Linked DNA regions of Homo sapiens: region 1 is linked to region 2. Evidence: chromatin loops called from intact Hi-C (ENCODE). Cell type or tissue: mammary epithelial cell. All regions are shown on one strand.

The links. Hi-C counts contacts between places; a loop is a spot of excess contacts. Peaks named below come from ENCODE experiments on the same cell type or tissue, not always from the same donor. Only the 100,000 strongest peaks of a DNase experiment are listed, where the experiment ranks them.
Region 1: a loop joins it to region 2, with 8 times the contacts of the local background. A loop is called at or near these places in 5 of 110 quality-filtered maps.

Annotation. Positions count from the first base shown.
Region 1 is chr17:2,890,001-2,895,000 of GRCh38, reverse strand. The region is part of intron 2 of RAP1GAP2 (RAP1 GTPase activating protein 2); the gene reads right to left. Among named protein-coding and RNA genes, the nearest start is that of RAP1GAP2-AS1, 73 kb to the left of the region's middle. RefSeq lists enhancers at 984-1,767, 1,311-2,510. In mammary epithelial cell, no CTCF peak of the experiment used is centred here; DNase peaks (open chromatin) are centred at 1,370 and 2,250; H3K4me3 peaks cover 165 bases; H3K27ac peaks cover 2,250 bases.
Region 2 is chr17:2,953,095-2,958,094 of GRCh38, reverse strand. RAP1GAP2 (RAP1 GTPase activating protein 2) reads right to left here. Exons shown (of 25, transcript NM_015085.5): 4 at 301-336. Among named protein-coding and RNA genes, the nearest start is that of RAP1GAP2-AS1, 10 kb to the left of the region's middle. RefSeq lists enhancers at 371-1,000, 1,001-1,629. In mammary epithelial cell, no CTCF peak of the experiment used is centred here; a DNase peak (open chromatin) is centred at 2,804; H3K27ac peaks cover 1,262 bases.

The DNA.
Region 1 (5,000 bases), 63 kb after region 2:
TGAACCCTCTCTCGAGGGCAAAGGAAGGAAGCCAAGGGGCCCGAGGCGGGGTGCCCATGACCTGCAGAGCTTTGCTGGAGGACTCTGCAAGCAGCAGAGAGAGAACGGAGCGGCTGGAAGGGAGGGGCCAGGGGAAGACCGAAACGGGGCCGAGGGGCGCTGCCCTCCACTGCGCTCACAGCCACAGAAATGACATGAAAGGGTCAGAGTCATAAGGCATTTCGGGAGCAAAATTAAGAGGACTTGGTGACAGAAAGTAAAGGGGGGGCCGAGAGCTAAACACACCAAGTAACCTGGGTTTCAGAAAACAGAATGACGGACGCTTCAGCCGTGATACAGACGGAGGAGGAGAGTCGCTTTGCGAGAGGCAGATGATAAGGCTCTCTTTCTGGACGCACGGCAAGCCAGGGGCCCCTGGGACACCCAAATGGGATCAGAACAGCACTAAAACCTAAGCAGAAAGACAGGTGTAACAAGAACAGAGGTGGAAGCTGAGGCCACGGGAGGGGTGGAGGCCCTCAGGGACAGCATGTAGGGCTTTGGGGTTTTAGGGGGTTTTTTGTTTGTTTTTGAAACGGAGTCTCGCTCTGTCACCCAGTCTGGAGAGCAGTGGCGCGATCTTGGCTCACTGCAAGCTCCGCCTCCTGGGTTCAAGCGATTCTCCTGTCTCAGCCTCCCAAGTAGCTGGGACTACAGGTGCCTACCACCATGCCTGGCTAAGTTTTGTATTTTTAGTAGAGATGGGGTTTTTGCCATGTTGGCCAAGCTGGTCTCAAACCCTTGACCTCAGGTGATCTGCCTGCCTTGGCCTCCCAAAGTGCTGGGTGCTGGGATTGCAGGCATGGGCCACCATGCCCAGCCTAACTTTTTTTTTTTTCTGTATTTTTAGTTGAGACGGGGTTTCGCCATGTTGGCCAGGCTCGTCTCAAACCCTTGACCTCAGGTGATCTGCCCACCTCGGCCTCCCAAAGTGCTGGGATCACAGACATGAGCGCCTGGCCGGCTTTCATAAAGCAAAAATGAACAGGAGCCCTCCAAGGGGCAGGGAAGGAGAGGTGAGAAGGCAGCCTGCTGGGATGGGCTGGAAGGGCGGTGCTCAGGGAAGAGCGCGTGCCAAGCAGGGGGTGGCAGAGGCTCCACCTCCCCTGCGCTGAAGAAATCACCAAGCCAGGTGCCTACGCACCCAGCCCTTCAAACGCACTCCGTCACTCAGAAACTGCCGACAGAGCAGTTCCCCTCCCGGGCGCAGTCAGCGGCTCTGCCTGGCACTGCCTGGCCTCCATGGGGGGAGCAGCGTCATGGTCAGAGCAGAGGCAGCCAGCGCACAAGGTCACGGCCTCCGGCAGCTTCAGAAACCACTCACAAAAGCCGGGAGTCACAAGGTGTGGGCTATCAGCATTTTCCCAGCCCGTAAACGCCCTTCACCTGGATGGCGAGGAAAGGCGCATTCATCTTATGATTCATTCAGTGTGGATGTATAACATTTATCACAATAAAAAATCATGTTTCAGCAGTGATAACTATGTACCCTCACTTCCTTTAGGAGATATAAATAGAGATATTCTGAAGCCTGTTGAGACTTCCAGGATGAACCTGTCAGACTGACCACACGCATTTATTATCCCACTTCTTCTGAAGCCCATTAAAATAACAGTAAGGGGGCTGGGTGCGGTGGCTCACGCCTGTAATCCCAGCACTTTGGGAGACTGAGGCAGGCAGATCACCTGAGGTCAGGAGTTCGAGACCAGCCTGGCCAACATGGAGAAACCACGTCTCTACTAAAAATAAAAAATAAAAAAACTAGCCGGGCTAGTAGCTGGTGGCGGGTGCCTGTAATCCCAGCTAGTTGGGAGGCTGAGGCAGGAGAATCACTTGAACCCGGGAGGCAGAGGTTGCAGTGAGCCAAGATCACGCTACTACACTCCAGCCTGTGCAACAAGAGCAAAACTCCATCTCAAAAAAAAAGAAAAAAGAAAAAGAGAAAAAGAAATATGATGAAAAGACTAAGTTGAGGAAATCTCCCAAAAAGTAGAACAAAAACATAAAGATACAGAAAACAAAAGAGGGAAGAGAAAAAAGATCAAATAGCCGACCAAGAAAGTTCCCAGAAAGAGAAAGGGGAGGGGAGCTGGCAGCTGGTATCCAAAGCTGGCATCTCTTGGTGCTGATGGCTTTGTGTGCTCCCCTCTTGAATCTGGGCTGGCCCTGTGACTCAGTCTTGACCAACAGAATGAGACAGACGTAACATTACCTCACTTTCAGGAATGAGTCACAGGACAGCTTCCACCTCTACCTCTAGGAACATTTGCTCCAGAGAAAGCAAGCCTGCACGTGAAAGGCCTGACTGAGACTGTCAATGCTGCAGCTGGGAACATGGAGAGGCTACATGGAGAGAGATGCCCAGATGCTCCAAACATCCCAGTCCATGCACATGAAGAAACCACCTTGGGCATCTCAGCTCCAGTAGATGCTATGAGAACACAGCCCAGCTCCCGGACATACAGCCCCAGTGGACCGTCGCAGTCATCTCCAGCCATCTGAGCCACCCAAGATGAGGTCCCCAGACGTTGTGAAAGCAGAGAGAAGCCATCATCTCCAACACGCCCTAGCTGAATTCCTCACCCACAGAACTTGAGCATAATAAAATGGCTGTTGTCTCACCATAACAGAAAGATTAGCAGGGAAATAGTACAAGAACATCTTCCAGAACTGAAGGTCCTGAGTCTCTGGGTCCACCAAGTACACAGCACAGTAAAGACACAAGATCCATCCCAAACACTGTCAGGAAATTTCAGAACACCTGGGCAAATGAAAAATTCTCAGTGACACCAGAGAGAAAATATAAATACATACCATATACAGAGAAATAGGAATCTGGGCCGGGTGCGGTGGCTCACGCCTGTCATCCCAGCACTTTGGGAGGTCGAGACAGGCAGATCACCTGAGGTCAGGAGTCCGAGACCAGCCTGGCCAACATAGTGAAACCCCGTCTCTACTAAAAATACAAAAATTAGCCGGGCATGGTGGCACATGACTGTAGTCCCAGCTACTTGGGAGGCTGAAGCAGGAGAATCGCTTGAACCGAGGAGGCAGAGGTTGCAGTGAGCCGAGATCACATCATTACACTCCAGCCTGGGAGACGAGAGTGAAACTCTGTCTCAAAAAAAAAAAAAAAAAAAAAAAAAAGAAAAGAAATATGAATCTGCATATCATCAGACTTTTCAACAGCAACTCTGGAATCTAGTAGGCAATGATGTTATAACTCTCAAAATTCTCAAAGAAAATTATTTTCAACCTAAAATTTCACACCCAGGCAAACTATCAACCAATAAAGACATTCTGAAATATGCAAGAGCTCAAAAAAATTCACACCCTTGCACCCTTTCTTGGGAGGATACTATCACTAGAGGATGGGGGGGCTCTGGAAGTGAGATCTCCTGGGGGAAAGAATGGAATTGACAGGTTATCTGATGGATGCAAGCTTGGCGGAGATGGGGGAGGGTAGGGAGGGGCCATCTATTAAAGTAATTGTGGTAGAAAAAAATAAAAGTAGAAAAATAGGCCAGGTACAGTGGCTCTCACCTGTAATTACAGTACTTTGGGAGGCCAAGGCGGGAGGATTGGTTGAGCTCAGGAGTTTGAGACCAGTTTGGGCAATATAGTGAGACCATGTCTCTCCACAAAAATTAGCCAGGCATGGTGGCAAGCACCCATGGTCCCAGCTATTTGGGAAGCTGAGGTAGGGGGATCGCTTGAACCCTGGAGGTCAAGACTGTAGTAAGCCATGAATGTGGCACTGCACTCCAGCCTGGGTGACAGAGTGAGACCCTGTCTCAAAAATTAAAAAAAAAAGAAAAAGAAAGATAGGTCCATAGAAAACAAAGCTAATGGCAGAAACAGGAGTTAATCATTAACTCCAAGAAACATGAAAAGTTATACAAGAAAGAAAACATAATTATGGTACCCTCTCACATAACAATGAATAACATTTACACAGTCATAAAAAGTAAACATTGGTCGGGCGTGGTGGCTCAAGCCTGTAATCCCAGCACTTTGGGAGGCCGAGGTGGGCAGATCACTAGAGGTCAGGAGATCGAGACCATCCTGACTAACACAGTGAAACCCCGTCTCTACTAAAAACACAAAAAATTAGCCGGGCGTGGTGGCGGGCGCCTGTGGTCCCAGCTACTCGGGAGGCTGAGACAGGAGAATGGTGTGAACCCAGGAGGCGGAGCTTGCAGTGAGCCAAGATTGCGCCACTGCACTCCAGCCTGGGTGACAGAGCAAGACTCTGTCTCAAAAAAAAAAAAAAAAAGTAAACACTGACCATTGAATTGGACCAAAAACTGGTGCTACTGGGAGGATACACTGTGTAATAAGGGGTCCCATGTGTTGGCTGAATTCCCGGCAAGCCCAAGAAGAAAAGGAGCCCCGTCTCACAGTGCCCAGCACAGAGGCGTGTTAAACCATCCATGCTAAGAAATCCCCCAGCAGTCTGTGAGCACTGAAAGTTTCCCTATCACAGAGCCAACCGGCCTTCCAGCTAAGCCACTGCTCCACTCCGCTCTAAGACTGTGTCTTAAGTCTTAACTCTTCTGAATAAGATTACTTGGTGACATAATGGATTAGGAGCTTCCATCATTGGTTCAAACTAAATAACAGTTTCAATGGGGACAGACTACAGCATTTCAGGGTAAATCTGCCTGGTCTATTCAATTACTATAATAATGTTATTCTCACTCATTAGAAAGACAAATGCATGAAGCTGTTTTCCAGCACTGAGACAGGGCACCTGGCCCATCCTCGTTCCTCCCCTTTCTTGCTTGTGACCGTGGTACATTCCTGGAAGACGAGTGTCCAGAACAAGGGGTTCCACCCATGGCCATGCAACCAAGCATCAGTGATTTGGCTCCCAGGGACCAGGGCTGGGATCTCATCTCAACAGCATGCTCTAACCCAACCTACAGAACACAGCGCAGGCCAGTGCGGGGGCTCACACC
Region 2 (5,000 bases):
GGAACAATGGACCCTTCAAACCCTCCTCCACATCCACAGGGCTTATGGCCTCCCCAGCTGCCCTGCTGGGGAAGTTCTGCTTTTATCCTCCCTGTCCCTCCGCAGGAGTCTTCCCAAAGTGCTCCGTACCCCTCAACAGCAAAATGGCCTCAGGTTGTCTGGGCCAAGGGGATGCAATTGTCTCTTCTCTGCACCCCCGTCCAGGGCACCCGGCTTCTGCCCGTGGGTTCTGCCTGGTCCCTATGCCACCCACATCTGGGGCTGGGCTTCTTCCCCGCCACGGTGGGGGTACGTACTCACCTGCATTTTCTCCAGCATCTCAAAGAACTCCGACGACTGAAAGACAAAAGCAGGGGGACAGAAAGACAGGGATCAGCCGGGAGGTCCACAGCAAAAGCCTCTTCCTCACCAACTATCAGGAAGCTGAGCCTGGGGCTTCCCCAGGGACAAAATTCATTTGGATCAACAGAGAAGATAATTTGATTTTGCCTTTGCAGGGCTAGAGGGCCAAACACCCCATACAACAGGAGAGAGGCTAAGGCACACCTGGGCTGGCAAATGAATGGTGCTGGGGGAGCAGACACTCAGCCTCTGTCAAGGAAAGGGGCCTGCCGGCCCCTGGGAAGAGCCAAATTCTGCAAACGCCTATCGTCCTCGGCATTCAGCCTCCGGCAGGAGCCATATTTAGGATGTTTTCAACCCAACAGTGGGGCCAAGGTGTCCAACACAAGCGGCGTTCCACACCCTGATACAGAAAACCAACCGGTGAAAGCAGGGTCGCTGTGGCCACAGCAGCCAGGGAAGGAGGGGGAGGGCCCGCTATGCCACCTCTGCCTCTGCCTGCCCGGTCCCCTGCCCACAAGGCACCACTCTGGCACCCTAAAGCTGGTGAAGCAAAGCCTGAACACCATTGAACCGAGGCCTCCAGGGGCCTAGAGGGATTTTTTTTTTCTTTTTTTTTTTTTTTGAGACAGAGTCTCGCTCTGTCACCCAGGCTGGAGTGCAGTGGCGCAATCTCGGCTCACTGCAACCTCCGCCTCCCGGGTTCACGCCATTCTCCTGCCTCAGCCTCCCGAGTAGCTGGAACTACAGGCGCCCGCCATCGTGCCCGGCTAATTTTTTGTATTTTTAGTAGAGACGGGGTTTCACTATGTTGGCCAGGATGGTCTCGAACTCCTGACCTTGTGATCCTCCCGCCTTGGCCTCCCAAAGTGCTGGGATTACAGGCGTGAGCTACCACGCCCAGCCTAGATGGGTTATTTTTAAAATCCCAATTGCACTTGTCCAAACCTTTGACCTACTTTGGTGCCACCCTTGTGTATCCAGGAAAAACAAAAAGGAGAAAAGGGAAGCGGAATGGAAGCGTGAGGGGCTGGCAACTCTACCCCAACAAAACACACAGAGGCCACCCCACTTCCTATCCCCTGAAAACAGCTACTCCTCCTCAGACTAATGTCACTGCCCACATCTGGGCACCGCGAAGCCGGGAGGTCATGAGTGCCCAGAACAGACAGTCCCCAGTGAAGACGAGAGAAAAGAAAGCAGGGATGAGGAACAGTGTCCTCGGTTCTTCTTCAGGCAGAGGTGGGGCCTCCAAGCACTCTTCCTACCTCTGCAGGCACCCATGGGCCAGAACTGCCTGGAGCTCCCACTGCTCCCAGAATTCCCAGACCCGCCCTGGGAAGGAGCCTGGTGAAGTCCCTGGAGAGACCCAGCCCTGCTGTTGACTCCAGACAACCTCTGTCAGGCCAAAGCCAGCGTGTCAGAGGCAAAAAGCTCCGACCTACCAGCAGTTCAGGATCTGGCATCTAGAAACCCCACGTGTGAATGTACAGGGGTGGGCTTAGGGCACCCGCGCCCAACTCCCTTGACCAGAAGTGAGCCGCCAAACATCCAGATGCCAAACCTCCTCTTCCAACTTGCTCAGGTGCACATGCACCACCCACGCGGGGCATTCTTACCATCTCCAGGCTTAGGAGACCAGGATTAGCAGACGTAAAGAGCTTATACCAATCAATACGGATAGAAAGATGAACAGGAGGAGGATAATGCAACAGAAGCAATCAACATGTTAAATACACGGACCTCTGACACGCGATTCCACGTCTAACAATCCATCCTCTAACACACTTGCAATGTGCACAAAGACAGACAGGCTCAAATGTTCACTGCAGCATCGTTTCTAACAGTAAAAAAATAAAAACAACTTAAAAGTCTGCAGAAAATTGGTTAAAAGAAGCTACACTCACAGAATAAAATACAAGTACTATAAACTATAGGTCAATAAATTAGATAACTTCGATAAAATGAACAAATTCCCTGAAAAACATAACCTATCACAACTGACTCAGTAAGAAATAGAAAATCTAAAGACATATAACAAATAAAAAGATCAAATTAATGATCAAAAAAACGACGCACGAAGGAAAGCCCAGACCCAGGTGGCTTCATTTGTAAATTCTACCAAACGTTTAAAGAAAAGTTAATACGAATTCCTCATACTTACTCTCAAGAAAGTCAAAAGAAAGCCCGCAGAATGCTAGGAAATATTTGCAAATTGTATATCTGATAAAGGACGTGTCTCTACAAAAACAAACTCTTACAACTCAGTCAGAAAAAGACAGCTCAATTTAAAAACGGGCAAAGGATCTAAATACACATATACCCAAAGAAGACATACAAAGGAACAATAAGTACATGAAAAGACACTCAAGCCATTAGTCATCAGGAAATGCAAATCAAAACCACAATGAGACACCACTCATACCACTAACATAGCCACGATCAAAACACAGACTATCACAGGCGTGAGCAAGGCTGTGGAGAAATCAGATCCCTCATCTATTGCTGGTAGGAATGTCAAACAGTACAGCCATTGTGGAAAATCATTTGGCAATTCCCGGAAATGTTCAACACGGAATTATGACCACACAACTCAGCAATTCGACCCCCAGGAATATACACAAAAGAATTGAAAGCAGGTACTCAAGCAAATACTTGTACACAAACATTCACTACTGCAGTATTCACTCTTGCCAAACGGTGGGTACAACCCAAATGTCCATCAACTGACGAATAAACAAAATGTGCTGTATCCATACGATGGAATAATATTCAGCCAATAAAAATAACATATACTGATACCTGCCACAACACTGCTGACCCTTGAGTGCATTACACCAAATGAAAAAAGGTAGAGATAGGGCCGGGTACGGTGGCTCACACCTGTAATCCCAGCACTCTGAGAGGCTGAGGCAGGCGGATCACGAGGTCAGGAGTTCAAGACCAGCCTAGCCAACATGGTGAAACCCCGTCTCTACTAAAAATACAAAAATTAGCTGGGCTTGGCGGCGGGTACCTGTAATCTGAGCTACTTGGGAGGCTGAGGCAGGAGAATCGCTTGAACCTGGGAGGCAGAGGTTGCAGTGAGCAGAGATCGCACCATTGCACTCCAGCCTGGGCAACAGAGCAAGACTGCCTCTCAGTAAATAAGTAAAATAAATAAATAAATAAATAAATAAATAAGTACTGATATGTGAACCAAATGGATGACAAATTCCCTCACTACAGGAGGAGGTATAGAAAAGCAGTTAAGAACCTGCCTCTGTACCCGCATGACCCAGCAGTGCCACTCCTAGACACCTACACAAGAGAATGGAAAATACACGTCCACACAAAAACTCTTACATAAGGCCAGGCGTGGTGGCTCAAGCCTGTAATCCCAGCACTTTGGGAGGCCGAGGCGGGCGGATCACGAGGTCAGGAGATCGAGACCATCCTGGCTAACACGGTGAAACCCCGTCTCTACTAAAAATACAAAAAATTAGCTGGGCATGGTGGCGGGCGCCTGTAATCCCAGCTACTCAGGAGGCTGAGGCAGGAGAATGGCGTGAACCCGGGAGGCGGAGCCTGCAGTGAGCCAAGATCGCGCTACTGCACTCCAGCCTGGATGACAAAGTGAGACTCCATCTCAAAAAAAATTTAAAAAAGACAAAAGTCAGAGATAAAGGACCATAATTCCATTTTAATCAAATGTCCAGAGTATGCAACCTCATAGAGACAGAAAGAAGATGAGCGCTTGCTTAAGCTGAGGGGGATGGGGGATTGGAAGGTGATAGCTAAAAGGTACGGATTTCGTTTCAAAGCAATAAAAAGGTTCTAAAACTGATTATGATGGTGGTTACACAGCTCCGTGAATACCACCAAAAACCACTGAATTGTACACTTTATTTTATTTTTTATTTTTTGAAATGGAGTTTCGCTCTTTTCACCCAGGCTGGAGTGCAATGGCGCGATGTCAGCTCACTGCAACTTCCACCTCCTGGGTTCAAGCGATTCTCCTGCCTCAGCCTCCGGAGTAGCTGGGATTACAGGCATGCGCCCCCATGCCCAGCTAATTTTTGTATTTTTGGTAGAGACAGGGTTTCACCATGTTGGCCAGGCTGGTCTTGAACTCCTGACCTCAGGTGATCTGCCCACCTTGGCCTCCCGAAGTGCTGGGATGACAAGCGTGAGCCATCGTACCCGGCCAAATTGTACACTTTAAATGGGTGACTTTATGATACGTAAATTATATCTCAATAAAGCTGTTCAAAAAAACTATACAATCATTCAAAAAGACAGCAACAGATTCATGTTGCTTACATATGACACTCTCCAAGATATATTAAGTTGAGGGGTGGAGGAAATCAGAGACAATACATTGAATATAATCTCAATTTTATAAAAACAGCCAGACACGGTGGTTCACACCTGTAATCCTAGCTACACAGGAGGCTGAGGCAAGGAGGGTTGCTAGAGCCCAGGAGTTCAAGGCTGCAGTGAGCTATGATCATGACACTGTACCCTACCCTGGGTGACACAGTGAGGCTCCATCTCTTAAAAAAAAAAAGATACTGTATATAATGTATGCATATAAATTCATAGAAAATGATCTGGAAGACCATACCTCAAACTATCCAAAAGCCATTATATCAATAAATGAGGGGTCTGGTGCAGTG